2 separate regions of the Homo sapiens genome follow, and region 2 is linked to region 1. Evidence: chromatin loops called from intact Hi-C (ENCODE). Cell type or tissue: PC-3. All regions are shown on one strand. Links, peaks and the distances in the headings refer to the core of each region. The heading gives the core; the rest is flanking DNA. Region 1 has its middle 140 kb from the start of RTL3. Region 2 has its middle 48 kb from the start of CYSLTR1.

Evidence for each region. A loop is a pair of places that touch in the nucleus more often than their neighbours do. Peaks named below come from ENCODE experiments on the same cell type or tissue, not always from the same donor. Only the 100,000 strongest peaks of a DNase experiment are listed, where the experiment ranks them.
Region 2: a loop joins it to region 1, with 3.0 times the contacts of the local background. A loop is called at or near these places in 2 of 110 quality-filtered maps.

The regions. Positions count from the first base shown.
Region 1 is chrX:78,506,993-78,523,863 of GRCh38, reverse strand. It overlaps the pseudogene HMGN1P34. Among named protein-coding and RNA genes, the nearest start is that of RTL3, 140 kb to the left of the region's middle. RefSeq lists an enhancer at 8,509-9,488. In PC-3, for the core only: a CTCF peak has its summit at 8,953 (motif pointing right); DNase peaks (open chromatin) are centred at 6,473 and 8,763; H3K27ac peaks cover 2,527 bases.
Region 2 is chrX:78,367,235-78,384,105 of GRCh38, reverse strand. No RefSeq gene overlaps it. Among named protein-coding and RNA genes, the nearest start is that of CYSLTR1, 48 kb to the right of the region's middle. In PC-3, for the core only: a CTCF peak has its summit at 8,074; a DNase peak (open chromatin) is centred at 7,945; H3K27ac peaks cover 4,159 bases.

The DNA.
Region 1 (16,871 bases), core at 4,345-12,344:
ACTTGAAATTCCAAAATCTGCAGGCAGGTCAGAAGGCTAGAATCTCAGTCAAGAATTAATGTTATAGTCTTGAGTCTGAAATCTGTAGGACTTGCCAACAGTCTGAAAATTCAAGCAGGATTTCTTTTTTTTTTTTTTTTTTTGAGACGGGGTCTCGCTCTGTTGCCCAGGCTGGAGTGCAGTGGTGCGATCTCGGCTCACTGCCAGCTCTGCCTCCTGGGTTCATGGCATTCTCCTGCCTCAGCCTCCCGAGTAGCTGGGACTACAGGCGCCCGCCAACACGCCTGGCTAACTTTTTTGTATTTTTAGTAGAGACGGGGTTTCACCATGTTGGCCAGGCTGGTCTTGATCTCCCGACCTCGTGATCCACCCGCCTCAGCCATCCCAAAGTGCTGGGATTACAGGCGTGAGCCACCACGCCCGGCACAAACAGGATTTCTATGTTACAGTCCTGAGGCAGAATTTCTTCTTCTCCTGAGAAATTTGCTTTTGCTTAATGTTAAAGGAGGTGCCTGGTGGGAGGTGATTAAATCATGGAGGTGAACTTCCCCCTTGCTGCCCGCATTATAGTGAGCTCTCATGTTTAAAAGTGTGTAGCACTTCCCTCATCACTCTTTTCCTCCTGCTTCAGCCACGTAAGAAGTGCTTGATTGCCCTTCACCTTCTGACACGATTGTAAGTTTCCTGAGGACTCCCGGACCATGCTTCCTGTACAGCCTCCTACAGAACTTTGAGTCAATTAAACCTCTTTTCTTTATAACTTTCCCAGTCTCAAGTAGTCCTTTATAGTAATGCGAGAATGGATGAATACAGTATTCAAAACATCATAAAACATTGATGGTACAACTCAATTATTACATATTCATTAATTCTATCTTTCTCTCTCTCTCCCCGTCTGTCTCATTTTCTCTCTCATTAAAACAGTTAGAAATATTGATGAGGAGATGAGAAGATAGTGAATGTTAACTTTGACTTACTTGCCACATGTGGCAACACTACCTATCTTTCAATGTCTGTTACAAATGCTACTTACATGTAAATGAGTAAAACCTCAATACCTACACTTGCCTGGGCCTGTATTTTCCTTCACTGGTTTTGATCTCTCCCTGCTTGAAACCTTTGAGGCTTGGAACTACATATCCTTTACCTTTGTATAACTATGTTTACTGTCTCCTATCTTCCACCGTAGACTCATTTTCCCAATGAAAGAGAAAACAAAGCTAGCTACCAAATAAGGAGGCAAAAAGTTTACAGTGGGCTTAAGGAAAAGTGGTAAAATTAATCTAAAAATTAAGCCCCTCTTATCTCCCTAATTATTTTTTACCCATTCATCTCTATTTACAAAATTATCTGCCTCCATACTCATCCTTATCTCTTTTTCCCTTGTGTCAAATGTGGAAATTCTCCCTTGACTAAACCCTTAGTGCCACCCCCTCTAACCTCCATCAAGTCCTTACCATCAGACATCCCCATCCATTTCTTCAACCTGTTAGCATGCTCAACTCTCTTTCAATCTATAACCTGAAAGAATAAACTTTCAGTGTTTCCATAGCCCCTACTTGCTATCTCCCTAACTCTCTCCTCTTTGAAACCATCAAACTTCTTGAAAGACTTGTCTACCTTCACTGTCACCACGTTTTCATCTTCCATTCTCTTAATTTATGCAGTCTGACTTCCACTCCCAATATTTCAAAGACACTACTTTCACTAAGGCTACCAATCACCTGTCAAATTCAATGTATCTTTTCAATCCTTCAGTTAATGGACTTCATTGCTGTGTTTGATACTCTTGATTATGCCTTCCTTGTTAATACATTATATCTCCTTAGATTCCACCATGCCACATTCTCATGCTTCCCTGACCTCTTGCTCTCTGCCTCCTGCATTGACTCCTCATCTTCACTTACTCCTAAAAACACTGGCATTTCCTAGCATTCTATCATCAGTCCATTTCCCTTTTCTATCTACATATTTGTATAAACTTTCTATCATCAGCCTAGATCTCCCTTTTCAGTTTCAGAATCAAATATCTATCTTCCTGCTAGATCTCTCTACTTATCTGTCTTAAAGATACCTTGACCCAGAGAAACACAAAAGTTTCGTCTGACTCTACCTTCTTTTGACCACCCTCTCCAAGTTCATATTTGATAGAAATCCTGACAATTTTACTTTATATGGACTTTTAAAATCTCTCTCCTTATCTCTTCTTCTGTTCTGTCTATCTTTACTTCCACTGACTTTGTTCAGGACTTCATCAACTCATACCTGGATCTTGCAAGAACTCCCTGTATGGACTCTTGAAATCCAAACTTGCCCCATAATATTTACGGTGAAGTGGTTAAATACAGGTACTCTTTAGTCAGACTGCCATGGTTCAATTCCTGACTCTATCACTTATTAGTGATGTGAGACACTTTACTTAACCTTCTCCCACCAATGAAGAGGAGACAGCAATGGTACCTAATTCATAGGGATGCTGTGAGGGTTAACTGTGTTAATATAGAAATAAAGCCCTTGGAGCTATGCCTGGCGTAGTGAGAGCTTCATAAGTGTGACTGTTGTTATAGTCAAACGTCATCAGATGACTCTACCGCTAAAAATTTCTCATCGATTTCTATAACCTAAAAGATATAAATTTTGCCACACACTTTGCCAATTCTCTGTTTCTTACACAAATTTATTTACACTATTCCCTCCCCTGGAAATTCCTTTCCTCCTAGGCTTCACCTGAATAACTACTACTTATCCTTTAAAACCCTGCTTACCTTGTAAGGTTACTGTCATTAGTAACAACATTGTAGTTATGGTTGGCTAATTTTAGGGGGCTGTGATTGTGTAGTCATTAAGACAATAGATTTTAGAAAAAAATTCAGTGGTTTCCATTGGTCATGCATGTCCTAGAATCTCTCTCATATTGATAATAATATATCAATTGGCAACAAATGGCTAATCTCATGTTTAATAATAGTGCTTATAGTAAATTTTTTATAATGAATAAATCAGATTCTATCATCACCTCTTTTCAGCTAGGATAGGTATGACTACTCTGTGCTCCTGTAATATCCCACATATATTTATCTGCTGCATTTACTCATAAATTTATAATTATTCATTTACTTGTACCCCTCTAAAACTATCAATGCCTTGTGGACAGGAAAGAGTCTTACACTGGATGACTATCATAATGCCTGGCATATAACTGATGCTCAGTAAATTGTGATGAATTAACAAATACTAAAAAGCATCTCTTTAGGTTCCTCTATCATTCATTCAACACACCTTTACCAGGTACCTTTTATGTGGCTGGCAGAAAATCTTTGCTAACCAGTAAAGATATAAATATAAATGAGACCTTGTCTGGATTACTAGGGACTCAAAGTCCCACAGAGAGCCACTGGTAAGCCACAGTGACCAAAAAGTCACTCTGTAGGACTTTGTACATGGATAATTACAGTACAGGGTGATAAGCACCATAAACCCATAGTAGCAGTGACTTCAACATCACCACTGCCCACTTGTTCTTCTGACCTTTCATTCTGGGCTCTTCCTGATGTACCTCTCTCACCTAATCTCTATCAAATACATCATTGGTAGCTCAGGTGGTGGAAGGAGTGGCAGCAGCCAGACATCCCAGCTTCTTGAAACCTCTCAGCATGCACCTCTTGGCCACTAAAATGCCCAAGAAAAAGGTCAGCTTAGCCTTACAGGCAGTGAAGGAAGAGCTGACGAGGAGATCAGCGCGGCTCTCAGTTACGTCTGCAACTGTAAAAGTGGAAACGGACCAGCCGCGGTGACTCACGCCTGTAATCCCAGAACTTTGGGAGGACGAGGTGGGTGGATCATGGGGTCTGGAGGTCAAGATCATCCTGGCCAACATGGTGAAACCCCGCCTCTACTAAAAATAAAAAAAAAATTAGCTGGGCGTGGTGGCATGTACCTGTACTCCCAGCTACTCAGGAGGCTGAGGCAGGAGAATCGCTTGAACCCAGGAGGCGGAGGTTGCAGTGAGCCAAGATGGTGCCACTGCACTCCAGCCTGGGCGACAGAGCAAGACTCCGTCTCAAAAAAAAAAAGGGGGGGGAAACGAAGCCAAAAAAAGAAGCAGGAAAGGATACATTTTCAGACAAAATAGTGCAAACAAAAGAAAAAAGGGGACAAAAGGGAAAACAGGCCAAAATGGTGAACCAAGAAACTAAAAAAAGATTTACCTGCAGAAAACCAAGGAGAGTCTAGCTGCCGATGAAGCCAGAGAGAAAGAAGCCACATCTGATTATTATCATATATCATGTCTTATCAGTGCTCCATGCCTCCATTCTTGTGTAATCCAGAGGAATATTTTTATCAACTATTTTGTAAATGCAAGCCTTTTAGTAGCTCTAGAAACAGTTTAAGAAGGGAGGAATTTCATCTCATCCTATTTTTTAAGTGTAAATGCTTTTCTTTAAGAGACAAAATCATTCACTCGTTTGTTTTTTGGTGCAATCAGAAAATAATGTGGGATATTGAATTTGGGGATGCTTTGATTGTCTTGGGTGTCAGCTTAACATTCCATTAAAGGGGGTTAGTTTTTATATCCTATAATAAAAAGCATACTATAAATGGCAATATGGAGTCACAGTCCTGTATTTAATATCTTGAACATTTTTAAATTACTTATATTCCCATGTTGTTTTCAGTAGAACTGTTTCCTAAAGAAAATCACCCCTTGATAATGGCTCTTCCTGTCATAATCATGCACTCTATATTATCTTTGGTCGTGGTAGCCCTACTTTCCTAATAACTTTGCTAATGTGCTGTGAAAGATTAAAAATTTGTGTATGTAGTATATATGCTATTAAATTTTGAATCAGTAGGATGTATGTAACAAGTTAACAACATTTGAAGATACTGGTACTTGATATCCTCTTAAGAAAAAATTGCCTCCAATTTTTAAGCTGGAAGATCACTGGAATAACTGTTTTGAAAAGAATTACAATACACAGCTTTTTAGATTTTTCATATGTATGTTAAGAATTGTGTACAAATTGAAATGTTTGTGTACCGGTCCTCAACATAACCAACAAAATCTCAATTGTGAAAGAAAAAAAACAAGTACATCATTGGTGTGCATTCTGAGGAGTTAGCACACCATCTGAAGTATTTTAGAGAAGAGTTTCTGGAAATATACAAAGCAGGAAAAGCACTGAGCAGTTACATCATTCCAGTGACCATCAGCCACTGAAACTGCAGAGAAAATATAAAGAAAGATAATTTTAATAACTTCAGTGGAGGTTTTCCATCACCAAGTTTCCATATTTTTAGTAAACACCATAAAATCCCTATTCCTATTCCATGTCCAAAGTATTACTCCTTCAAAAGCTGCCAATTTTGAATGATATATACTTTTCATTTTGTGTTCAATCACTTAAACTCATTCATTTAACATTTCATAAGGGCTTACTCTGTTGTAGACACTGAGGATAGAATAGTGTACAAGACAAACATGGCAGGCTTTCACCAAACTTACAGGAAAGCAATGGAAATAGTCAACTGATGAGTCAAAATCATAATACCATTGAATAAGTGTGTTTTACACAATATCCCCATTTCCACCTCTGTTAATGAGTGTTGATTATGTCACATTGAAAACCATTAAAATGTTTACCCATACTCTCATTAGACAATGAGCATCCCTGTGTTTTCTTGAGTAATATCTAGACACTGGAATTTCATTCATGGCATCCAAACATCTCTAGTGAAGGCATGGGCAGGCAGACAGCTAATCTAATTACCTAATTTATGGTAATCTGCTCATGGGTTCTCTTCTCTAATTAAATCTGCATTTTAGTATAGCCTTCTAGAGAGGTAATGCCCTAATACATAGCCTATAAAATTAATGCTACTAATTTCAGCAACTCTGACCAGTTTGAGAAGTCATAGAAGTATCTTGGGCCACCTCTCACATTCTGCCTTCAAGGAGTTTACAAGCGAAATAAAGATGAGGACACTGGATGCAATATAAAATAGTGAAAGACAGGAAGGTTAAAAATAAAGATAAAGGAAAAACAAATGCCCAAGAAGAAAAATATCCCTTAGTGATTATCATTTTCAAAAAGACTCGGATCACAAAAGACAACTATGAGCAGGTCATGTCTGAAATATTAATACTTTCCATTGACCCTACTGATAATCCTTTTACCCTGTATCTTCCCTTGATAATTCTTTTGATTTTTAGTTTCTGTGAGTACATAGCTCTTGTTCTTGTTTGAGGCAAGGATAGATTCCTTGTTTCCATCAAAAAAAAAAAAAACTGGAAATTTGTCCCTAGCACAAAAAGTCAACAATGATAATCTTGGTCAAGTCATGACATTTTATGTCTTTGCACAACAGAAAGGGGATTCCTTTATTAACAGTACTCAGAAGGAACTGGGTGAAACAGGAAACTGAGTAAGACAACTGCTGTTCAGAATTCTGTAGACAGTCATCTTCCCTTATCTGGGCTAGAAATACCACTTCAAAAACACCTGCATGAGTGAATGCGTGCAAATGAGTCACATGTCACCTCAGAATGACGTGGAATCCAGCAACTCCCAACCGCACCAAAGTAAAAATGAGTATCTTTAACTTTTATCAAGAACAACCTTAATATGTTTATTATCTTGCGTGTGGTAATGGATACATGGGTGTATGCATGTGTTTAAACCCATCAAATTGTACACATAAAATACATTCAAATTTTTGTGCAACAATTACACCTCAATAAAACTGTTAAAAAGAGAGATACAAATAATCTTTTTTTATAAAAAAGCAAAGTGAAACGTGATCAGCCGAATTAAAGATTGTGCATTTATGCTGTTTACAGTCGTTAAGCTGAATTGTGTGCATCCTTACACACAAAAAAGGAAATGCTTATTTACTGTCTTATGTGAAGGCCAAGTTAATATATTTTTTAAGCCAGACTATTCAAATTGAAAATGGAAACTGTAACACCAGAGATGGTAGGGTTGCTTATACAATTTAGATTTTCCAAATAGGACAATGCAGCCTCTGGCAAACATTAATTACAGCACAAAAAGATAACGATATGAAGGATAAAGATAATGATACAAAGTAAGATATGGAATCCTGCTTTCAATCAGTTTAGGGTCCAGTCAGAAAGAATACAAACATGCACATATGCGCACACACAAATCTGTCAATAAGCAATAGCAAGATTAAATGTTCAATTAGTACATTGGGGTGCAACAATTTAAGGCAAAAGTTATGTTCCCATCTGTTGTAAATTTGGTTATATTTTTTCTTCCCATCTAGTCCTATACATATGGTTATAGAAATTAGTTACAGAAGTGCTCAATGCTTCTAATTAGAAATTTTCAAAAAATATCTGTTATCCTTACATGATGGTGAAGACTCCAACCTAAGACTCTCCCTCAGTGGTGTAACTGAATGGTCTACAGGTGAATGGCACCAGGGCAAAATTCTGTTTATATCTTTTCTTCCCCATGACACTTTTAGCTAGTAAACCATGAGTAAGCCCTACAATCTACATGGGTCTGTAATGAATTTGTTCACAGCAGATTTCACAGGAAATATCTGAATTACCGCTTTTAATAACTTTTTGTGTAATCTGAAAAAGATAACACTTGTATTTTGCTGCATAACTCAGCAACTTCTTATTTCCCTTTGAAGATTTGAGGCAAGCAGTCTTCATTGGTTTGAATACCACCTAAAGTTTTGAACAAGTTAAGCCTGAATGTCTCAAATTCTTTGTAAAAGAAGACAGAATCTAAGTAAGTAATTGTATATAGATAATTAAAATCAATTAAAGTTGAACTTCAAGGTAGAGTAAAAGTTTTAAGGCTATTATACCATAAAATTTGAAAGTTCTATGTGTTTCTGTAAGCATCTGTGACAAAAGGCATGCCCTTTTTAAATTGTCCTTTTTTTACTGTGTGTGTGTGCACACGCATGTGCGAGCACATACATGTGTTCATGCCTGCATGCCCGCGTATGAGAGAGAGAAGTGGGCAGGATGGAAGGGAAGGACAGAAGGAAGAAGAGGGAGACAGAGAGGGAGAAGGAGAGGGACTGGAACAGGGAGAGAACACACAAAAACAGACACTAAACTAGAGTAGGTCTTTCCCTGAGGCTGAGGACTTTTAATCCAGAGGCAAATTTTATTCAGACTGAACATTCAAGTAAAGGCAATTTCCAAATGTTCCTAGTCTCCACAATGGAGTTTAAGTAATAATATAACTACCTTGTATCTGTGCAGCCCATTAACCTTCACATGCAGCTTTCTCAAAAAATCCAACATCCACAACAACTGCACACTGTGAGCTAGGCATTCACTTTTCAGATGGGAAAACTGACAACTAGTGATAAAGCCAGACCTAGCACCCACATTTATGGACTCCCGGTTAAAATATATTTTCACTAGGGCAGAAGAGAAGATTAAGTATGAATTTGCAATGAGTTGAGGAAAAGGGGCTAGGCCTGAGGCAACAAGCAGGTGAGAACCCTAAAATTTGAAGTTCAGCCATTATTCTTCCAGAACTGCTTCTTTGCTTAGAATATATTTAGTAGTTCATTTCTTAAAAGGCACTATGTACAACTTATTATGGCTCATCAACATTTTTCAGATCTAATTTTTGCTGAGTTGAAATGTTTGGCAGACAGTGGGGAATTTCCCTAACAGTATAATACCTAGGGTACAGCAACTCATACTTAGCCAAACTACTTAGTATCCTCAAACTACTAGGAAAAAGACTGTTGGCAGATTCTGACTCACAGTGGACTTGTTTGTTCTTGAGTATCTTACACTGGAGAATGATTGAGTGATGAACAGACCCTTGATCTATTTCAATACATGAGCTCTGGCACCTGTTCTTTTCTCCCTCTCCCAGAGCCAAGGGGCATTCTCAGCTTCATTCCCTGATTAGCAGAACAAAGCAGCTGATGGCAGAGAACAGCAGGGGGCTCTCATTTCTATGGAAAGGTAACAAACTGAAAAGAAAAGAAAAGAATGCTCTTGAATTAACCTTTGCATTAGGCCTCATAGACAGGCCTGCAAAATATTTCCAGACTGTGACTTTTCCTTTCTCAATTTCCTTGTTTATCTCGTATAGGGATTACAAAGTTCCATGTTTACAAGTTTCCACAAGGCCCTAAATTTCCCCAAAAAGAAAGGATATAGCAAAAGTCTTTAGCAGTTTAACTGCAATTAAGATTAAGTTCTCACCTCCTTCAAAAGGCCTTCCCAGAACATAATCGTCCCTCCCTCTCTCCCTTCCCAGGGTTCCTGTTGTATATTCAGTGCCTCTCATTTGGCCCTTTTCATAGATCACCATGTACCATGGAAGTAATTTGTGTAAATGCTTGAAGGTCCTAGAGGGAAGAGTTTTGCTTTTTCAGAGCTCTCAGCACAGTGCCTTAGACATGAGCTAAGCTGTCACCTTGAGGAATTAAAGAAATAGAAACACTGATGACAAGGATTTTGCTGTTGTTAAAGAGAAAATGTCATTATCTGGCACTGCAAATTTTTCCCCCCAAATTATTAAGCAATGAGTAATTCCCTGCCAGAAATCCAAAAGAAAACATCTAATGCCTTATGTTAACTCTAACTACACAACTCTCTAATTTAGGAGATTAATTCCCATTTGGTGAAATAACACATGGCTTCTGTCAGTAAATATATTATCTAACAGTCACTTAGAAACCGATGTTATTCATAGATTCCAGACATTGTATAAAAGAATGCCCTGCCCTGTTCTGTTTCTCTCTGACCACTGGTGCATGCAGCCCCTGTCACGTACTCCTTGCTTGCTCAAATCAATCACGACCCTTTCATGTAAAATCTTTAGTGTTGTGAGCCCTTAAAGAGGACAGAAATTGTGCACTCAGGGAGCTCGGATTTCAAGGCAGTAACTTGCCGATGCTCCCAGCTGAATAAAGCCCTTCCTTCTACAACTCGGTGTCTGGGAGGTTTTGTCTGTGGCTCGTCCTGCTACAATACATCCATTAAAATCAACTCTTTGAATCCAACCATTTAATTAGTCATGAATTCCTCCCCATATCTGCACTTTCTTGTAGTCCAAATTTCACCAGCTCATCCTACAAAACTAACATGAAATAGTTTATCGGATATCCCTCCAAACTCCATATAGGGTCTGCCCTATTTTTCTACTGTTACTATACACAAAGGCAGCCCCCTTTTAAAAAAATCCAGAAATTAGTGGGCACTGACTGACTGGAGTTGGGTAACAGAAGAAGATCAGAGAAGTAGAGTTTAGAAATGTGCCACATTCTCTGTCCATATTGGCATAACTCAAGTAGCAAAAGTTTTACAGAATTTTTTACATTGGAAGACTGAGTCACTCTCTAATCTCTTGTAACTTAAAAATATGCCTTCCTTATGCCTTTGCATCCACACAGCTTAGCTCCCACTTATAAGTGAGAACATACGATGTCTGGTTTTTGATTTATGAGTTACTTCACTTAGAAAAATGGTCTCCAACTCCACCCAGGTTGCTGCAAATGTCATTATTTCATTCTTTTTATGGCTGAGGCGTATTCATGCTATATATATATATACACTATATTTTCTTTATCCACTTGTTGAATGATGGGAGTTTAGACTGGCTCCACATTTTTGCAATTGTAAATTGTGGTGCTATAAACTTGCAGGAGCAAGTATCTTTTTCATATAATGACTTTTTATTCCTCTGGGTAGATACCCAGTAGTGGGATTGCTGAATCAAATGGTAGATCAACTTTTAGCTCTTTAAGGAATCTCCATACTGTCTTCCATAGTGGTTGTACTAGTTTACATCCCCACCAGCAGTGTAGAAGTGTTCCATTTTCACCACATCCACACCAACATCTATTATTTTTTGATTTTTTGATTATTGCCATACTTGCAGGAGTAAGGTGGTATTGCATTGTGGTTTTGATTTGCATTTGTCTGATCATTAGTGATGTTGAGCATTTTTTCATATGTTTGTTGGCCATTTGTGTATCTTCTTTTGAGAATTGTCTATTCATGTCCTTAGCCCACTTTTTGATGGGATTATTTGTTTTTTCCTGCTGATTTACTTGAGTTCCTTGTAGATTCTTTATATTGGTCCTTCGTTGGGTGCATAGTTTGCAAAGATTTTCTTCCATTCTGTGGGTTGTCTGTTTACTATGTTGATTATTTCTTTTGCTGTGCAGAAGCTTTTTAGTTTAATTAGGTCTCATCTATTTATCTTTGTTTTTGTTGCATTTGTTTTTGGGTTCTTGGTCCTGAAGTCTTTGGATAAGCCATTGTCTAGAAGGGTTTTGCCGATGTTATCTTCTAGAATTTTTATGGCTTCACGTCTTAGATTTAAGTCTTTGGTTCATCTTGAGTTGATTTTTATATAGGGTGAGGGATGAGGATACAGTTTCATCCTTCTACATGTGGCTTGCCAATTATCCCAGCACCATTTGTTGAATATGGTGTCCTTTCCCCACCTAATGTTTTTGTTTGCTTTGTCAAAGATCAGTTGGCTGTATTTGGCTTTGCTTACGGTTTCTCTATTCCGTTTCATTGGTCTATGTGCCTATTTTCATACCAGTGTTATGATGTTTTGGTGACTACGTTCTTATAGTATAGTTTGAAGTTGAGTAAAATGATACTTCCAGATTATTCTTTTTGCTTAGTCTTGCTTTGGCTGTGTGGACTCTTTTTTAGTTCTGTATGAATTTTAGAATTGTTTTCTCTATTTCTGTGAAGAATGATGATGATACTTTGGTGGGAATTGCATTGAATTTTTAGATAGCTTTTGGCATTATGGTAATATTCACAATATTGATTCTACCACTCCATGAGCATGGAATGTGTTTCCATTTGTTTGTGTCGTCTATGATTTCTTTCAGCAGTGCTTTGTAGTTTTCCTTGCAGAGGTCTTTTGCATCCTTGGTCAGGTATATTTCTAAGTATTATATTTTATTTTTATTTCATTTCATTTCATTTCATTTCATTTGCAGATATTGTAAAAGGGGTTGAGTACTTATTTCATTCTCAGCTTGGTCGCTGTTGGTGTATAGCAGAGCTATTGATTTGTGTACATTGATTTTGTATCCTGAAACTTTGCTGAATTCATTTATGAGTTCTAGGAGCTTTTTGGATGAGTCTTCAGGATTTTTTGGATATATAATCATATAACCAGTGAACAACAACAGCTTGACTTCCTCTTTACTGATGTGGATGCCCTTTATTTCTTCCTCTTGTCCAATTGCTCTGGCTAGGACTTCCAGTACTATGTTGGACAGAAGTACTGAAAGAGGGCAGTCTTATCTTCTTCCAGTTCTCAGGGAATGCTTTCAACTTTTCTCCATATAATATAATGTTGACTGTGGGTTTGCCATAGATGGCTTTTATTATCTTAGGTATGTCCTTTCTATGCCAATTTTGCTGAGGCTTTTAATCATAAAGGGATGCTGGGTTTTGTCAAATACTTCTTCTGCATCTATTGAGATGATCATGTGATTTTTGTTTCTAATTCTGTTTATGTGGTGTACAACATTTATTGACTTGTGTATGTTAAACCATCACTCTATCCCTGGTATGAAACCCACTTGATCATGTTGGATTATCTTTTTGATATGCTGTTGGACTCAGTTACCCAGTATTTTGTTGAGGATTTTTGCATCTATGTTCATCAGGGATATTGGTCTGTCGTTTTCTTTATTTGTTATGTCCTTTCCTGGTATTGGTATTAGGGTGATACTGGCTTCATAGAATGATTTAGGGAAATTCCCTCTCTCTATCTTGTGAAATAGTGTCAATAGGATTGGTACCAATTCTTCTTTGAATGTCTGATAGAATTTTACTGTGAATCCATCTTGCCCTGGAAATTTTGTGGGGAATTTTTAAATTGCCATTTCAATCTCACTGATTTCTCTGTTCAGAGTTTCTATTTCTTCCTGGTTTAATCTAGGAGGGTTGTATATTTCCAGAAATTTATCCATCTCCTCTAGGTTTTCTAGTTTGTGTGCATAAAGGTATGTTCTTAGTAGCCTTGAATGATCTTTTGTATTTCTGTGGTATCAGTTGTAATATCTCCCATTTTGTTTCTAGTTGAGCTTATTGACATCTTCTGTCTTCTTTTCTTCATTAATTTCATTAATGGTCTATCAATTTTGTTTATCTTTTCAAAGAACCAGTTTTTAGTTTCATTTATTCTTTGTATTTTTTGGTTCAATTTCATTTAGTTCTGCTCTCATGTTGATTATTACTTTTCTTTTGCCGGGTTAGGGTTTGGCTTGTTCTTGTTTCTCTAGTTCCTTGAGGTGTGACCTTAGATTGTCTATTTGTGCTCTTTCAGACTTTTTGATGCAGGCATTTAACGCTGTGAACTTCCTTCTTAGCACTGCCTTTGCTGTATCCCAGAGGATATGATAGGTTGTGTCACTATTATAGTCCAGTTCAAAGAACTTTTTAATTTCCATCTTGATTTCACTGTTGATCCAATGATCATTCAGAAGTAGGTTATTTAATTTCCATGTATTTGCACGTTTTTAAGGGTTTGTTTTGAAGTTGATTTTTAATTTTGTTCCACTATAGTCTGAGGGAGTACTTGATATAATTTAGATTTTCTTAAATGTATTGAGACTTGTTTTGTGACCTATCATATGGTCTATCTTGGAGAATGTTCCATGTGCTGAGGAATAGAATGTATATTCTGCAGCTATTGGGTAGAATGTTTTGTAAATACTTGCTAAGTTCATATGTTCTTGGGTATAGCTTAAGTCCATCGTTTCTTTGTTGACTTTCTCTTGATGACCTGTCTAGTGCTGTCAGTGGAGTATTGAAGTCCCCCACTATTATCGTGTTGCCGTCTATCTCATTTCTTAGGTCTAGTAATAATTGTTTTTATATTTGGGACCTCCAGTATTAAATGCATATATAGTTAGGATGGTGATATTTTCCTGTTCCACTAGTCCTTTTATCATCATATAATATCCCTCTTTGTCTCTTTTAACTGCTGTTGCTTTAAAGTTTGTTTTTTTCTGATATAAGAATAGCTACTCCTGCTTGCTTATGGTGACCATTTGCTTGGAATATCTTTTTCCACCCTTTTATCTTAAGTTTATGTGAGTCCTTATGTGTTAGGTGAGTCTCTTGAAGACTGCAGATACTTGATTGTTAAATTCTTATCCATTCTGCCATTCTGTATCTTTTAAGTGGAACATTTAGGCCATTTACATTCAAGTTACTATTGAGATGTGAGGTGCTATTCTATCCATTGTGCTAGTTGTTGCCTGAATTCCTTGGTTTATTATTCATTGTGTTGTTGTTTTATAGGTCCTGTGAGATTTATGCTTTAAAGAGGTTCTATTTTGGTGTATTTCGAAGATTTGTTTCAAGATTTAGAGCTGCTTTTAGCAGTTCTTGTAGTGCCGGTTTGGTAGTGGCAAATTCTCTGGGCATTTGTCTGAAAAAGTCATTATCTTTCCTTCATTCTTGGCTGATAATTGTTTTGTTTAAGGAGGCTGAAGATAGAACCCCAATCCCTTCTAGCTTGTAGAGTTTCTGCTGACAAATCTATTGTTAATCTGATAGGTTTTCATTTGTAGGTTACCTGAAGCTTTTGCCTCACAGATCTCAAAATTCTTCCCTTTATTTTGACTTTAGATAACCTAATGACTGTATGCCTAGGTGATGATCATTTTGCCATGAATTTTCCGCATGTTCTTTGAGCTTCTTGTATTTGAATGTCTAGATCTCTAGCAAAGCCAAGGAAGTTTTCCTGGATTATTCCCTCAAATAGATTTTTGGAACTTTTAGATTTCTCTTCTTTCTCAGGAACACTAATTATTCTTATTTTATGTCATTTAACAAATCCCAAACTTCTTGGAGGCTTTGTTCATTTTTGTGATTTGTTTTTCTTTGGCTTTGCCGAACTGGGTTAATTTGAAAGCTTTGTCTTTGAGCTCTGAAGTTCTCTCTTCTACTTGTTTGATTATATTGTTGAAACTTTCCAGTGTATTTGGTATTTCTTTAAGTGTGTCTTTCATTTTCAGAAGTTGTGATTGTTTTGATTTACAATAAAAATAAATTTATCTATATATTTGTTGTCAATATCCTGTATCTTTTTTAAGTTTATTTAAGTTGGTTTCCACCTTTCTCTGATACCTCCTTGAGTAGCTTAATAATTGACCTTCTGAATTATTTCTGGCATTCACAGATTTTGTCTTGGTTTGGATCCATTGCTGGTGAGCTAGTGTGATCTTTTGGGAGTGTTAAAGAACATAGCTTTTTCATATTACCAGAATATTTTCTTGTCCCTTTTCATTTGGGTAGACTATGTCAGAGGAAAGATCTGGAACTCAAGGGCTGCGGTTCAGATTCTTTTCTCCCGTGGGGTGATCCCTTGATGTGAAGCTCTTCCCCTTCTTCTAGGTATGGGGCTTCCTGAGAGCCAGACTGCAGTGATTGTTATTGCTCTTCTGAGTCTAGCCACCCAGCAGAACTATCAGGCTAGGGGCTGGTACTGGGGAGTCTCTGCAAAGAGTCCTCTGATGTGATCTGTCTTCAGGTCTCTCAGCCATGAATACCAGCACCTGCTCCGGTGGGAGGTAGCAGGGGAACGAAGTAAACTCTTTGAGGGTCCTTGGTTGTAGTTTTGTTTAGTGTGCTGGTTTTCTCAAATGCTGGTTGTGCTAGCAGTGAAGATGTCACGTGGACAGACTCAAGATCTCGGGGTTAGCCAGGATGTTACAGGAAGTGGAATTAGCTGTTGTTGTTGTTTTTCCTTTCTTGGAGCAAGGTTGTTATTTTATGAGTTGCTGTAATGGCTTGAGTTGGCTGGCCTCAAGTCAGGAGGTGGCACTTTCAAGAGAGCATCAGCTGCTGTAGTATAGGGGGAATACAAGCTTGCCCTAAGTTCTCCTGGATAAGTATTTGAGTTTCTCAGGTGATGGGCAGGGCTATAGATCTCCCAAGAGATTATGTTTTTTGTCTTCAGCTACTAGAATGGGTAGAGAAAGACCATCAGGTGGGAATGGGGTTAGGCCTGTCTGAGCTCAGACTCTCCTTGGGCACGGCTTGTGGTGGTCACTGCGGGCTATAAGGGTATAGTTCTCAAGTCAATGAAGTTAGGTTCCCAAGGGGGTTATGGCTGCTTCTGCTGCCTCATACAGGTCACCAAGGAGGTGGGGGAAAGCTAGCAGTGACCAGCCTCACCCAGTTGACATGCAGCCAGCAAGTCCAGTCTCACTCACACTGTGCCCCACTAAGAGCACGAAGTTTATATCCAGGCAGCCAGTGAGCAGTGCTGAGATCTTGCCCCAGGCTTCAAGTCTCCCTGCTGAGAAAGCAAGCATGCCTTTCAGGTCTGGCTCCTCCACACCTGCCATGGCTTCTGTGCATACATCTGCACTTCCTGTTCACCATCACCACCACCCCTCTCCCATTCTGCCCAGAAAATTTCATGCTTGGTCAAAATCATTACAAAGTTCAGCTGGAAGTTTCCTTCTCCCTGTGGTCCTTTCTAAATTTCACTGGCAGTCCTCCCCAAAGCCCTTGTTAGATAAGGCAAAAATGGCTTCCCAGGGTTTCCCAGGGGACAGGGAGTGCCTACAGGGTTCTTCCCACTGCTTTGTCTACTTTTATATTTTGCTTGGATCTGGATTTTCAGGTTCCCAGTGAGGATTTGTATTCAGAGGCAGAATTTCCCCTCTCACACTTTGGGCACTCACAGTTTTTCAGCTTTCTCATGGAGTTTGCTGCAGCAAGCCACTTCTTTCCAAGAGTCTGTGAATTATTTTGGCTTTCCTGGTATGTTCTTGCAACAGTTCTTGAAGCAAAAGTTTACAGTGTGAGTCTCCACATGCATTAAGAAACAAACATCCATGTGGGAGCTGCA
Region 2 (16,871 bases), core at 4,427-12,426, 140 kb after region 1:
GGTATTGCTGCTGGTTATTCAGGGTACAAGGTCTCTTCAGTTAGCAGGTGATGAATGCTTCCAGGACTGGCTCCTTTAGTTCAAGGCAGTGGGTTTTCTTCTGTCCCAAGGGGTGTCTAGAAATATCTGGGAGCTAGGTCCTGCAACAGGAGCCTTGAAATTCTGACTAGTGCCCTATCCTGCTGTGGCTGAGCTGATACCCAAGATGCAAAACGGCGTTCTCTGCACTACTCCCTCTCCTCTCCTCAAGTGAAAGTAAGAGGTCTATTTTGGAGCTACAGCTGTGAAGCCTGAGGTTAGGAGAGGAGTGATGCCAGCACTCCCTTGGCTTCCCCAGCTGGTGTCTCAGTATTTCACATGCCCCACCCCCACTCCACTATCTCTGGGCCTACTTCAGCACTAGGACTTGCCTAAGAGTTGCAGTCCTTATGGCCTAGACTGCCTTTCAAGAGTGCTCAGAGACACAGGATGCTATAGCCCTCGGTGGAGAAGTTTGCAGGCACTCAACTTCAGACCTCTGGGATCATATTGGTGATTCCCATCCAACTAGGGCTTGTTTAGGTGCTCCCTCCATGGGCAGGCTTCAGCTGAGTTTGGTCTGGTTTTCCTTTCTGCTCTAACAGGAAAGCACTGAGTTCAATGCCTCACAATTGCTGTCTTCTCCCTACCCCAGCGCCTACAGATGCTCTCTGCATAATGCTGCAGCTGCGGGTTGGGTTAAGAGTGACATTGGTAATTCAGGACTGTTTTTTTCTATCTCTTCAGTGCCTCTTTTAGTGATATTAAGTTAAAACCAGGTACTATAAGTGCTCGCCTGATTTTTGTTTTTTTCTGAAGGTTTGTGTGTGTGTGTGTGTGTGTGTGTGTAGATAGTTGTTAATTTGGTGTCCTTGCAGGCGGGTCAATGGGTGGCAAGACAAAGTCTATTCTGCCATCTTACTCCACCTTGTCTCCCCAGATGACTTTATTTTTTAATACTTACATCTGCTTTTTGTGATTTTATGACTTTTTTCTTCATTTCTCAAACCTCATTCATTGCTTATCTTGAGCATTCCTCATAACAACTTTTAATTTGGCATTATCAATTAGTTATAGGACTAAACCAGATACCCATACTTGACAAGAATTATGGCCCCTACTATGTTAAACAGAAGTGGTGAAAGTGGCCATCCTTGTCTCTTCCACTTCTCAGGGGGAATGCTTTCAACTTTTCCCATTCAGAATAATGTTAGCCGTGGGTTTTTCTCATAAATGGCTTTTATTACCTTGAGGTATGTCTCTTCTATGCCAAATTTGCTGAGGGTTTTAATGAAGAAATATTAATTTTGTCAAGGGCTTTTTCTGCATCTAGTAAGATGATCATAAAATTTTTGTTTTTAATTCTGTTTATGTAACATATCACACTTACTGACTTGTGTATGTTAAACCATCCCTACACCCCTGGTATGAAACCCACTTGATCATGGTGGATTATCTTTTTGATATGCTGTTGGATTTACTTAGCTAGTATTTTGCTGAGGATTTTTGCATCTATGTTTATCAGGGATATTGGTCTGTAGTTTTGTTGTTGTTGTTGTTATGTCCTTTCCTGATTTTAGTATTAGGGTGATACTGGCTTCATAAAATGATTTAGGGAGGATTCTCTCTTTCTCTATCTTTTGGAATACTTTTGGCAGGATTGACACCAATTCTCCTTTAAATGTCTGATAGAATTCAACTGTGAATCCATATGGTTCTGAAGTTTTTTTAGTTGGCATTTTTTAAATTAATATTTAAATCTCACTACTTGTTATTTGTCTGTTCAGAGTTTCTGTTTCTTTATTATTTAATCTAGGAGAGTTGTATATTTCCAGGAATTTATCTATATCCTCTAGATTTTCCAGTTTGTGTGCATATAGGTGTTCCTAGTAGCCTTAAATAATTTTTGTATTTCTGTGGTGTCAGTGGTAATATCTCCCATTTTGTATCTAATGGAGCTTATTTTGATCTTCTCTATTTTTTCTTGGTTAATCTTGCTAATGGTCTATCAATTTTGTTTATCTTTTCAAAGAACCAGCTTTTAGTCAGAGCAATCAGACAACAGAATGAAATAAAGGGCATCCAAATTGGTAAAGAAGAAGACAAACTGTCTCTGTTCACCAATGATATGAGTATATACCTAGAAAAACCTAAAGACTCATTTAAAATGCTCTTAGATCTGATAAATAAATTTAGTAAAGTTTCAGGATACAAAATTCAATGTACACAAATCAGTAGCACTGCTATACACCAACAATGACCAAGCTGAGAATCAAATCAAAAACTCAATCACTTTTACAACAGCCACAAAAAATAATAATAATAAAATATTTAGGAATATACCTAACCAAGGAGGTGAAAGATTTCTACAAGGAAAACTGCAAAACACCACTGAAAGAAACCATTTATGACACAAACAAATAGAAACGTATCCCATGCACATGAATAGGTAGAATCAATATTGTGAAAATGACCATACTGCCAAACGCAATCTACAGATTTAATGCAATTCCCACCAAAGTACCTACCATGATCATTCTTCACAGAACTAGAAAAAAAATCCAAAAATTCATATGGAACCAAAAAAGAGCCTGCACAGCCAAAGCAAGACTAAGTGAAAAGAACAAATCTGGAGGTATCACATTACCTGACTTCAAACTATACTACAAGGCTATAGTTACCAAAACAGCATGGTACTGCTATAAAAGTAGTCACATAGACCAAAGGAACAGAATATAAAACCCAGAAATAAAGCCAAATGCTTACAGCCAATTGATTTTTGTCAAAGCAAACAATAACATAAAGTAGGAAAAGGATACCCTGTTTAACAAATGGTGCTGGGATAATTGGCAAGCCACATGTAGAAGAATGAAAATGGATCCTCATCTCTCACCTTATACAAAAATCAACCCAAGATGAATTAACACTTAAATCTAAGACATGAAAACATAAAAATTCTAGAAGATAACATTTGAAAAGTACTTCTAGACATGGCCTTAGGCAAAGAGTTCATGAGCAAGAATCCAAAAGCAAATGCAACAAAAACTAATATAAATAGATGGGACCTAATTAAACTAAAAAGCTTCTACACAGCAAAAGAAATAATTAGAAGAGTAAACAGAAAACCCACAGAATGGGAGAAAATATTTGCAAACTGTACATCAGACAAAGGGCTAATATCCAGACTCTACAAGGAACTCAAATCAGCAGAAAAAAATAAATAATAATCCCATCACAATGAGGGCAAAAACATGAATAGACAATTCTTAAAAGATGTACAAATGGCCAACAAACATATGAAAAAAATGCTCAACATCACTAAGTATCAGGAAAATGCAAATTAAAACCACAATGAGTTACCATCTTGTTTTGGCAAAAATGGCCATAATCAAAAAATCAAAAAACAATAGATGTTAACGTGGATGTGGTGAAAAGGGAACACTTCTACACTGCTGGTGGAAATGTAAACTAGTACAACCACTATGGAAAACAGTATGGAGATTGCTTAAAGAACTAAAAGTAGAACTACCATTTGATCCAGCAATCCCACTACTGTGTATTTACCCAGAGAAAAAGAAGTCATTATACAAAAAAGACACTTACATACACATGTTTAGAGCAGCACAATTCACAATTGCAAAAATATGGAACCATCCTAAATGCCTATCAACCAACAATTATATAAAAAACATGTGGTCTATGTACACCATGGAATACTACTCAGCCATAAAAAGGAATGAAATAATGGCATTCACAGCAACCTGGATGGAGTTGGAAACCATTATTCTGTGTGAAGTAACTCAGGAATGGAAAACCAAATATTGTTTGTTCTCACTTATAAGCAGGAGCTAAGCTATGAGGATGCAAAGGCATAAGAATGACATAATGGACTTTGAGGACTTCAGGGGAAGAAGGGGGCTGAAGGATAAAAGATTACACATTGGGTACAGTGAACACTGCTCACGTAACAAGTGCACCAAAATCTCAGAAATTACCACTAAAGAAGTTATTCATATAACCAAAACCAACCTATTCCCCAAAAACTATTGAATAAAGTAAAATAAAATAGATGAAATAAAATAATTATGGCTCCTGCAAATTTCTCAGATCTTATCTACTTCTACTCTCTCCACAAGGCCCCGTGTTCTTGTCAAATTTTCAAATAGACTCATATATACATACACATACAAATATATATTTCATATATGTATAATCCATATACATATCTCCATGTATTGTTACCCACTTGGCCTGGAATGCTTCCTATCCTCTGCCTGACTAATGTTTCCTTTTTCAAGACTCTGATACAGCATCACCTCCTTCAAGAACTAGGCCCTGATCATTCTGAGCTAAGTGCCTCATCTCTGCAGCCACAGCACTATATTTTAACATTCTCTACACTACTATAATTGTCTACTCAAATGACTGTTTCCCACTCTGAACTGTGAGCTCCTAGACAACAAGGACCTGGTGCAGTGTTCTACATGTAATAACCAGAGGAACCTAAGAGTGTTTCTATATTCGAGGTGCATATGTTTCAGTACATTGCATTTGTCTATCCATCTTTTCTTGATGTTATGTCCTAAGGCTATTGTAATTTCAGGACTATGCCAGAAGCTAAACATAGAATAATGACAATGGAAGTGGTATGAAAAGAGAGGTGAATCAGAAAACTATTAAGATATTATCTGCTGGAAACTTTTTACTTCTTTCCTAAGTCTTGTGTGTATACTGGAGGGGTAACATTGCTAAACAGTTGAGTTAGGGAAGTTAGAATCTGTCTGATATTACACTTAAGCTTGTGGGAAAGAGCTTGTATCATATTCCCAATTGAAAATGAAAGAGATTAAAAATATAGTTAATAGAGTAGTGAGAATTGAAAGCAATGATTTGGTAACTACATAAAGGGATAGCTGAGATTATGAAAGCTGATAGATCCTTGAGGGAGAAGAGAAAACTGGATATTGAACTTTAGGAGAATACCAACAGTTAGTCAGCAATGAAGGTAAAAAGCAATCAGAGACAGAAAAAAAATGAGAGAATAACGTGGCACAGAAAGCCAAGAAATTTTGCAAGACTTCCGGTATTTAAATATTATATAATCTTGATTAAGGTAAAAGGGCCAGTGGCAGCATTCCAGCTTCCTCTCAGCACCATTTCCAAGAAATGTCAGCTTACCAGAAACACTTAATAAATTGTTTCTTGTTTTGAATGGTTAAAAGACAATAGCAAAGCCTTAACAGATTCAATTGCTTATTTATAAGATGTCTGAAAGACCACAGTGTGGGGTGAGGGAAGCTCCATTTGTCAGGTAGCAGAAGCACTTCTAAACTTGGTGGAGTTCTTAGAACACAGTTAAACACCAGGCATCTGAAGGAGTTTTCAACAAATATGAAAAAAGCTCTGCTGCAGTTTCTCAATAGCCTGCCTACCCTTTCACCCAGTAGTACATCCAAAGAGCATTCATTTGGCATAGAATCTAAAAGCACCACAGAGATTAAAACAGTTATTAAATAATTTTACCTAGTCTCCACATGTCTTAATCCTCAGAAACAGAAAAATGCTGAAAAACATTTCCCAAATAAAATTTTGGCATGTACCTCTGGTGTAAAATACAATCTAGATTTCTCTGCCAATCTAGGCTACATGGAGATTTCTGCATTTTGAGTAGATAATGCATTGCCAAGAGAAGTTGGGTATTTGGTACACAAGTCTACAGTAAGCAACCTGTTTAACCATATAGACTGCTCTCCAATATTTTTCACCCTGATGATTTTTCAAGGATGCCCTTATGTATATTATTATTCACCCATCAAGGCATCTGGGCCAATAGCTTAAAAACATGGTCAAAGATGGGCCAGGCGTGGTGGCTCATGCCTGTAATCCCAGCACTTTGGGAGCCCAGATCACGAGGTCGGGAGATCGAGACCATCCTGGCTAACACAGTGAAACCCTGTCTCTACTAAAAATACAAAAAATTAGCAAGACGTGGTGGCGGGCGCCTGTAGTCCCAGCTACTCAGGAGGCTGAGGCAGGAGAATGGTGTGAACCCAGGAGGCGGAGCTTGCAGTGAGCCAAGATTGCACCACTGCACTCCAGCCTGGACGACAGAGCGAGACTCCGGCTCAAAAAAAAAAAAAAAAATCCGTCCAGGCGCGGTGACTCAGGCCTGTAATCCCAGCACTTTGGGAGGCCGAGGCAGGCGGATCACAAGGTCAGGAGATGGAGACCATCCTGGCTAACATGGTGAAACTCTGTCTCTACTAAAAATACAACAACAACAAAAAATTAGCCGGGCGTGGTGGTGGGCGCCTGTAGTCCCAGCTACTCGGGGAGGCTGAGGCAGGAGAATGGCGTGAACCCGGGAGGCAGAGCTTGCAGTGAGCGGAGATAGCGCCACTGCACTCCAGCCTGGGCGACAGAGCGAGACTCTGTCTCAAAAAAAAAAAAAAAAAATGGCGAAAGATACACTTATTCTCTTTACCTTCTTTTGGGCATATTTTGACATATTATACTTCTTCTAGGCATGTTATTTACATGCTCCTACTACCTTAGGACCTAGGTAATTTCAATTGCTGTAGTATGGTGTTAAAGATACAAGAATTTTCTCAAACTGGATGGTTGCTTCTATAACCATTGACACTCTAACTTCAGTCAACTATCCTCCAAGTATGAGTCATAAATCACAAAAAGGTCATAGTATAAGTCATCCCCACAACTGAAGAACAACCTTAAAAATGTAGCCTACTGATGAAGAGTCAGAAATACCGTCTTTGTATACTGGGGGTAGAATATTAATCTAGAATTCCCATATATATCATGGTTTCCCTTCTCGAATGCCAACCTGGTTGTGATTTTGGTCCAGGAAGACATAACAGGAGTGCCATTTTAGTTTTCTCTACTGATTGTCCGTACACTTGGCTCCCCTGTACTCTTTGATTTATTTAAATAGTTGCTCAGCATGGCTTAATAGGCTCCCTAATTCTATTGTCGTCATCCAGATATGTGGGAATTTTGTCTATGGCCACAGGCTAAGGAGTATGGCAATTGTCTTTGGTTCTCATAGTAACACAAGACAACAACAATCTTGGACCAAAATTTGTTCCCATAATTGATCCATATTTATTTATAGGAAAACAGATACATACAACATATCAGTATACTGATGTTGATTTCAGCATTATGTATAATATTGGAAAGAGTCTAACTGTTCAACAGTATAGGACTGTTTAAATAAATGGTGCTATATCTATAGAATAAAATAATAGATCACTATAACATTATATTGTTATGAAGCATTATTTGCAATATCTAAAGATTGAAAATAATGGTCTGCAACTATAAGACTATTTAAATAAGTTATGATACATTTATACAATGGAATAAACAAAACATAAAAATAGATGAGAAAGCCCTCTAGGTATTACTATAAAAAAGATCTATAAGATACATTGTGGCATGAAGAAAAAAATGTGCAAGACATCATATTTAGAATGCTACATTTTGTTTTAAAAGAGGATATACAATTAAAATATAATTTTATACTTGCTTTTATTTAAATTTTTTAAACTGTGAAAATATGCACAAAAGATCTAAGTAACGTACTTATCTGTGGAAGAGCAAAGAATTGGAAGCTGAATGAATAAGGAACAGTGATAAGAAAAAGAAACACATGTCACTATTAGCCTTTTTATGTCATTTGACTTCTAACTATGTGACTCTATTTTATATTCAAAATATTAAATAAAAAATTATTATAGGAAAACAGCCTGTTGCATGGCAAGAGTAATGCCATCTTGAAATGAAACTAACATAATGACTAATGTTTGACTCCTACATACCAAGGCATTTTCACAGCAAGATCAAGAAAAAATACTGTAGCATAAATAACCCCTCATAAAGATGCTTATCTAACTTCCTCATGGTTCACAAGTTTCACAAGAAGGTCTGAGACATAACCAGCTGCACACATTTTACCAAGAAAAAAAGAGTTTGCTATATAAATACTTTCTAGAAGGCAGATGCAGAGATAAATTTTCTTTTGGCCACCAGAGGCATTGCTTCTGTTCCTGAGTCCCTATTAAAATGTTTCTTTCTGAGAAACTGGATTTGTAAAGCCTCTTTCTTTAACCTCTCAGCTCCCTCAGACCTTGGGTGTAAGCTTGCATGTATTTGCTCACCACAAGTGAGCTAGCCAGTAGCCAAGAGACCAAGAAATGGACAAAGGGTATGAAGCATCTGTGAGAGAAATTCCAGGGTAACCAGCCATTTCTATGTGAAATGAATGTTCATAAATGTCTAGGCATTGAGGAGTTCAGTATTTATTGTAATTTTCACCATCTGGGCTTGTTTTTACCTGTCCTTCTTGGGAAGGCTTTCCAAGTATTCAAAGGGAGTTGAGTGTTGTGATTTAGGGATTGAGTGTTCTGATCTAAGTCTTTGATCATTGCAGCCATATCTGCATTAGGGGGCACCCCCAAAATAATGCCATTACTTTTTCAGACTCATAGCGGTACTGTTTTGGTGGTCTTTGGTAAGATCTGGAGGAATTCCCTGGAGATCCTCAATAGCTGCACTTATTTCAACATGCCCCTCAGGCAATTTGTATCATTTAAGGTTGACAACCCACCTAGGGGCAGGAGATTGTGCAGTTTTCCATTTTACCTCTCCCCTGGGAATAGCCTTTACTACTACACACACCTTTGATCTGAATTCTCCTACTGAAGTTTTCAAAGTCTTTCCTAACAGAATATCCATGCCTAAAATATTGTCTGGAATGGGGGAAATAAACATTATATATGGAGTAAGGGCATCTTTCTCAATACCTAGATGTTTTAAAATTCTTTTACCTGGATTGTTTGTTCCCCATAACCATCAATGGCTGCCTATTGACCAGAGTGTCTTTCTGGATTTCCATGGGTTAAAGTACATTCTCCCTAGTATCTACTAAAGCAGTAGTCTTCTCCTTATATGGAGGACACCAGTTAAAAATCACTCTAAACTCACTGGTGTATTTGGGGCATCCCTGTACTCATGCAGTAGTCCACAAGCACCTTATCCTCCTGATAAATCTTTATTAGGTCAAATCTTCCTCATAACTGCAGAACGAGCATCCACATGTATCAAGACCACCCAAGAAAACATGACCTCACCAAAGAAACTAACTAGGCACCAGTGACCAGTTGTGGAGTGAATAGAAATATGTGAACTCTCAGAGAGAGAATTCAAAATAGCTGTTTTGAGGAAGCTCAGTGAAATTTAAGATAACACAGAGAAGTAATTCAGAATCCTATGAGATATATTTTTAAGAGATTAAAATATTTTTTAAACCAAGTAGAAATACTAGAGCTGAAAAATTTAATTGACATTCTGAAGAATGTACCAGAGCCTCTCAACAAGCAGAAATGATCAAGCAGAAGAAAGAATTAGTGAGCTCTAACACAGGCTAGTTGAAAATACACAGTGAGAGGAGGCAAAAGAAAAAAACACTGGAAACAACCCAGATGTCTTTTAGCTGGTAAATGGATTAAACAAACTCTGACTATCTATACAATGAAGTAATATAGAAAAATAAAAAGAATTCACTACTGAACTATGCAGCAACATGGATGTATCTTAAAATATTTATATTGAGTAAAAAAGCTACAGTAAAAGACTACAAACTTACTTTATGATTCTATTGTCATTCTGGAAAAGGAAGAACTGTATTGACAGAAAATATCAGTGACTGCCAGAAGCTGGGACTAGGAGCAGCACAAGGGAAGCCAAGGAGAAGGAGATGATGGGATTATTCCATATGTTGATTTTGGTGATATTTACATAATTATATGATTTTAAAAACACATAGCACTCACAGAACTTTGTGATAATATATAGCCTGTAAATTATGCCTCAAATTAAAATTTTAAAATGTTAAAATGAAATTAAGATGTTAAAATGAAATTAAAATTTTAAAATATTCAAAATCCAAATATCTGACCTTGGCATTTTGGTTACACTAAATGCTAACTTTGGCAATGAGACTACTGCCTTAGTAGATACTGGGGAGAATGTACTTTAACCCATGGAAATCCAGAAAGACACTCTGGTCAATAGGCCACCATTGACGGTTATGGGGAACAAACAATCTAGGTAAAAGAGCTTTAAAACATGTAACCAAAATGCCAAGTTAGATGTTTGGAATTTGAATATTACAAAAACAAAAGAATGCCACACCTAAGTTGACAAGGTAAATCTTAAATAGAGAGGTTGGTTTTTAATTCTTTGCTTCATTATTCAAGTCAAGCCAAATCTTATACATAAGTATTTATTTTTTGTTTAGTCCTCCCTTACTTTTCCCTTCATTCAAATTGAGCTATCTCTAATTTCCATGACCACCCAGACAGAAATAAACACATACACATGCAGGTACATACACACACACACACACACACACACACACACACACACACCCTCCCTGAGCTTCAGATTCAGTACATAGCAGAGTATCTTGCTCACAGTAGATATTAAATGTTCTTGGTGGTTGATTCTAGGCCCCACTAACCTTTCTATCCTTTGCTTACAGAACAGTATGATGCATCCTGACTATTCCTGGTCCTATTTTTGTTTGTAAACACACTGCCTCTCTCTACTTTCTCTCCAAACCAGGAGATATTCTTACCCCCACTCCTTTGCTCGAAATATTTATTACCCATTATGAAGATGTCTAAATTCCAAATCAGCATATATCCAAGGAAACTGCATAAGAATATTGCCTAGGAAAATACGAAAGAAAAAAGAAAGTATTTCCCCTACTACAGCAAATGAGGTAAAGGTTTAGTTGTCAATGTTTGTTTGTTTTTATTTCATTTGTTTTGTTATACCTCTATGGCTTCCTGTGAACTAGACAGCAGTTGTGGGCATACCTGATGGAGCTGAAAAACACAGCATGGGAAGTTCATGAAGCATACAGAAGTATTAATAGCCAAATCAATCAAGTGGAAGAAAGGATCTCAGAGATTGAAGATCAACTTAATGAAATAAAGCATGAAGACAAGATTAGAGAAAAAAGAGTGAAAAGGAATGAACAAAGCCTCCAAGAAATATGGGACTACGTGAAAACACAAAACCTATGTTTGATTGGTGTACCTGAAAGTGACAAGGAGAATGGAACCCAGTTAGAAAACACACATCAGGATATTATCCAGGAGAACTTCCCCAACCTAGCAAGACAGGCAAACATTCAAATTCAGGAAATACAGAGACAATGACAAAGATACTCCTCAAGAAGAGCAACCCCAAGACACATAATCGTCAGATTTGCCAAGGTTGAAATGTAGGAAAAAATGTTAAGGGCAGCCAGAGAGAAAGGTCGGGTTACCCCCAGAAGGAAGCACATCAGACTAACAGCAGATCTCTCTGCAGAAACCCTACAAGCCAGAAGAGAGTGGGGACCAATATTTAACATTCTTAAAGAAAAGAATTTTGAACCCAGAATTTTATATCCAGCCAAACTAAGATTTATGTGAAGGAGAAATAAAATCCTCTACAGACAAGCAAATGCTGAGGGATTTTGTCACCACCAGGCCTGCCTTACAAGAGGTCCTGAAGGAAGCACTAAATATGGAAAAAAAAAAAAAAAACCGGTACCAGCCACTGCAAAAACAATCCAAAATATAAAGACTATCGACACTATGAAGAAACTGCATCTACTAATGGACAAAATAAACAGCTAGCATTATAATGACAGAATCAAATTCACACATAACAATATTAACCTAAAATGTAAATGAGCTAAATGTCCCAATTAAAAGACACAGACTGGCAAATTGGATTAAGAGTCAAGACCCACCAGTGTGCTGTATTCAAGAGACATTATCTCACATGCAAAGACACACATAGGCTCAAAATAAAGGGATGGAGAAAGATTTACCAACCAAATGGAAAGCAAAAAAAGCAGGGGTTGCAACCCTAGTCTCTGATAAACAGAATTTAAACAAAGTTCAAAAAAGACAAAGAAGGGCATTACATAAGGGTAAAGGGATCAATGCAACAAGAAGAGCTAACTATCCTAAACATATATGCACCTAATACAGGAGCACCCAGATTCATAACAAGTTCTTAGAGACCTACAAAAAGATTTAGACTCCCACACAATAATAGTGGGAGACATTAACACCCCACTGTTAATATTAGAAAGATCAATGAGACAGAAAATTAATAAGTCTATTCGGGGCTCAAACTCAGCTCTGGATGAAGTGGACCTAATAGACATCTATAGAACTCTCCACCCCAAATCAACAGAATACACATTCCTCTCAGCCCCACATCACACTTATTCTAAAATCAACCACATAACTGGAGGTAAAACACTCCTCAGCAAATGAAAAAGAAAGGAAATCATAACAAACAGTCTCTCAGACCACAGTGCAGTCAAATTAGAACTCAGGATTAAGAAACTCACTCAAAACTGCACAACTACACGGAAACTGAAACACCTGCTCCTTAATGACTATTGGGCAAATAACAAAATTAAGACAGACATAAATAAGTTCTTTGAAACCAATGAAAACAAAGGCACCATGTACCAGAATCTCTGGGACACAACTAAAGCAGTGTTTAGAGGGAAATTTATAGCACTAAATGCCCACAGGAGAAAGTGGGAAAGATCTAAAATCGACACCCTAACATCACAATTAAAAGAACTAGAGAAGCAAGAGCAAACAAATTCAAAAGCTAGCAGAAGACAAGAAATAACTAAGATCAGAGCCGAACTGAAGGAGATAGAGACATGAAAAACCCTTCAAAAAATCAATGAATCTAGGAGCTGGTTTTTTGAAAAGATTAACAAAATAGATAGACCACTAGCCAGACTAATAAAGAAGAAAAGAGAGAAGAATTAAATAGACACAATAACAAATGATAAAGGGGATACCACCACTGATCCCACAGAAATACAACCTACGATTAGAGAATACTATAAACACCTCTACACAAATAAACTAAAAAATCTAGAAGAAATGGATAAATTCCTGGACACACAGACCCTCCCAAGACTGAACCAGAAAGAAGTCGAATCCCTGAATAGACCAAAAACAAATTCTGAAATTGAGGCAGTAATTAATAGCCTATGAACCAAGAAAAGCCCAGGACCAGATGGATTCACAGCCAAATTGTAACAGAGGTACAAAGACGAGCTGGCACCATTCCTTCTGAAACTATTCCAAACAATAGAAAAAGAGGGACTCCACCCTAACTCATTCTATGAGGCCAGCATCATCCTGATACCAAAATCTGGCAGAGACACAACAAAAAAAGAAAATTTCTGGCCAATATCCCTGATGAACATCAATGTGAAAATCCTCAATAAAATACTGGCAAACCGAATCTAGCAGCATATTAAAAAGCTTATCCTCCATGACCAACTCATCACTGGGATGCAAGGCTGGTACAACATATGCACATCTATAAACATAATCCATCACATAAACAGAACCAATGACAAACCCCTTCATGTTAAAAACACTCAATAAATGAGATATTGATGAAACACATTTCAAAATAATAAAAGCTATTCATGACAAACCCACAGCCAATATCATACTGATTGGGCAAAAGCTGGAAGCATTTCATTGGAAAACTGGCACAAGGCAAGGATGCCCTCTCTTACCACTCCTATTCAACATAGTATTGGAAGTTCTGGCCAGGGAAATCAGGCAGAAGAATGAAATAAAATGTGTTCAAATAGGAAGAGAGGAAGTCAAATTATCTGTTTGCAGATGACATGATTGTATATTTAGAAAACCACATCATCTCAGCCCCAAAACTCCTTGAGCTGATAAGGAACTTCAGCAAAGTCTCAGGATACAAAATCTGTGTGCAAAATCACAAGCACTTCTATACACCAATAATAGACCATCAGAGAGCCAAATCATGAGCAAACTCCCATTCACAACTGCTACAAAGAGAATAAAATACCTAGGAATACAACTTACAAGGGATGTGAAGAACCTCTTCAAGGAGAACTATAAACCACTGCTCAAGGAAATAAGAGAGGACACAAACAAATGGAAAAACATTCCATGCTCATGGATAGGAAAAATCAATATCGTGCAAATGGACATACTGCCCAAAGTAATTTATAGATTCAATGCTATTCTCATCAAGCTACCATTGACTTTATTCACAGAATTAGAAAAAAACTACTTTAAATTTTATATGAAACCATAAAAAGCCCATATAGCCAAGACAATCCTAAGCAAAAAGAACAAAGCTGGAGGCATCACGCTATGTGACCTCAAACTATACTACAAGGCTACAGTAACCAAAACAGCATGGTACTTTTTACCAAAACAGATATATAGACCAATGGAACAGAAGAGAGGCCTCAGAAATAACACCACACATCTTTAACCATCTGATCTTTGAGAAACCTGACAAAAATAAGCAATGGGAAAAGGATTCTCTATTTAATAAATGGTGCTGGGAAAACTGGCTAGCCATATGCAGAAAACTGAAACAGTACCCCTTCCTTATTATACCTTATACAAAAATTAACTCAAGATGGATCAAAGATAGATTTAAATGTAAGATGTAAAATCATAAAAACCCTGGAAGAAAACTTAGGCAATACCATTCAGGACATGGGCATGGGCAAAGACTTCATAACTAAAACACCAAAAGCAATTGCAACAAAAGCCAGAATTGACAAATGGGATCTAATTGAACTAAGGAGCTTCTGCACAGCAAGAGGAGCTATCATCAGAGTGAACAGACAACTTACAGAATGGGAGAAAATTTTTGCAATCTATCCATCTGTCAAAGGGCTAATATCCAGAATCTACAAGGAACTTAAACAAATTTACAAGAAAAAAACAAGCAACCCCATCAAAAAGTGGGCAAAGGATATGAACAGACACTTCTCAAAAGAAGATATTTATGCGGCCAACAAACATGTATAAAAAAGCCCATCATCACTGGTCATCGGAGAACTGCAAATCAAAACCACAATGAGATACCATCTCATGGTAGTTAGAATGGTGATCATTAAAATGTCAGGAAACAACAATTGCTGGAGAGGATGTGGAGAAATAGGAATGCTTTTACATTGTTGGTGGGAGTGTAAATTAATTCAACCATCGTGGAAGACAGTGTGGCGATTCCTCAAGGATCTAGAACCAGAAATACCATTTGACCCAGCAATCCCATTACTAGATATATATCCAAAGGATTACAAATCTTTCTACTATAAAGACAAGCACACATATGTTTACTGCAGCACTATTTACCATAGCAAAGACTTGGAACCAACCTAAATGCCTATCAATGATACACTGGATAAAAAGAAATGTGACACATATACACCATGGAATACCATGCAGCCATAAAATAGAGTGAGTTCATGGGACATGGATGAAGCTGGAAACCATCATTCTCAGCAAACTAACACAGGAACAGAAAACCAAACACCGCATGTTCTCACTCATAAGTGGGAGTTGAACAATGAGAACATATGGGTACAGGGAGGGGAACATCACATACGAGGGCCTATCGAGGGGTTGGGGGCTAGGGGAGGGATAGCATTAGTAGAAATGCCTAATGTAGATGACGGGTTGATGGGTACAGCAAACCACCATAGCACATGTATACCTATGTAACAAACCTGCACGTTCTGCACATGAATCCCAGAACTTAAAGTGTATTAAAAAAAGGAAAAAAGAATAATAGTTATTATCTTATATTTTTATATTTTCTCACATCACCAAACTCTGAAATTATGAGTGTAAATGGAAAAAGAAAGAAAATGAATACCCTTTAGAGATACCTTTTTTCTAGGCAATCTATAGTTCTTTCCTTAATTTATATTCACCTCATTTTAATTTGCTCTACAAAAAGTTAGGAGTTACCACTTTTATTTTACCAAAAGTATACTGGCTCTTGTCCTCTGCTGGTCAGGATCCTGTATTAATTTCTGTTCTACACTGGTGATGCTGAGACATGAAATATTTTATCTCTGGGACCAATTTTCAACTAGGTTTGAGGTGATGAAAGTTCTATGCTTTCCTCAGGGTTAGTAGAATCAGACCCCAGACACCCTAGCAGTCGCATACCAGTAGATTAAGATAAATATTAAATACCAAAATGTCTTCAGTGATAGTAGAAACAGGGCCTCTTTTGACTCTATCTTTTATTTGTGGGTTTATAAGGACCTGATGATGACTCAGCCTCAATACATCATTGCATGGCTTATCTGAATCAATCTGTAAAAGTGGACACAAAATAGAAGGAAGGCGGGCCTGAAATAAGGTCCTAGTCCTGTCTCTACTCTTGACAAACTGACTTACTTTGTGGAAATCACATTCTTTTCTGAGCCTTTTTTCCCTCTTTATCTAAAAATAAAAGAATTTAATACACAGTCATTTTCAGCTCTAAAATTCCATAGTTTGGCTGGCTTGGTGAGTGTATCTTTCCCTCTCCCACGGTGTGTCTTCTGAAACCATACACTTAGTGAACAAGTACAGCCTTTCCCTCACAAAGAACAATTTTTTCTGTCATGAATATATAATTTCCATGAGGACGGGGACAAACTATGCAATATCTAGATGAATAAAAGTTTAACTTGCAAAAAGTTATTAAATACTAAACCTTGAAAAGTATGTATTTTATTTGTACAACACAGCAGTCCCTAATTTAGAAAAACAAAACTAGCAAACTGGTTTTTGGCAGCTCTAAAATCCATTTGGTTTTCTTCCATTGGTTTTTATACCACAAGAATATAACACAACGCAGGTTTAGCCAAAATGGGATTACTATGGTATCAGTAATGTCATTTTTTAATATTTAAATTCAGTGACACCACCAAACAAGGTCAACAA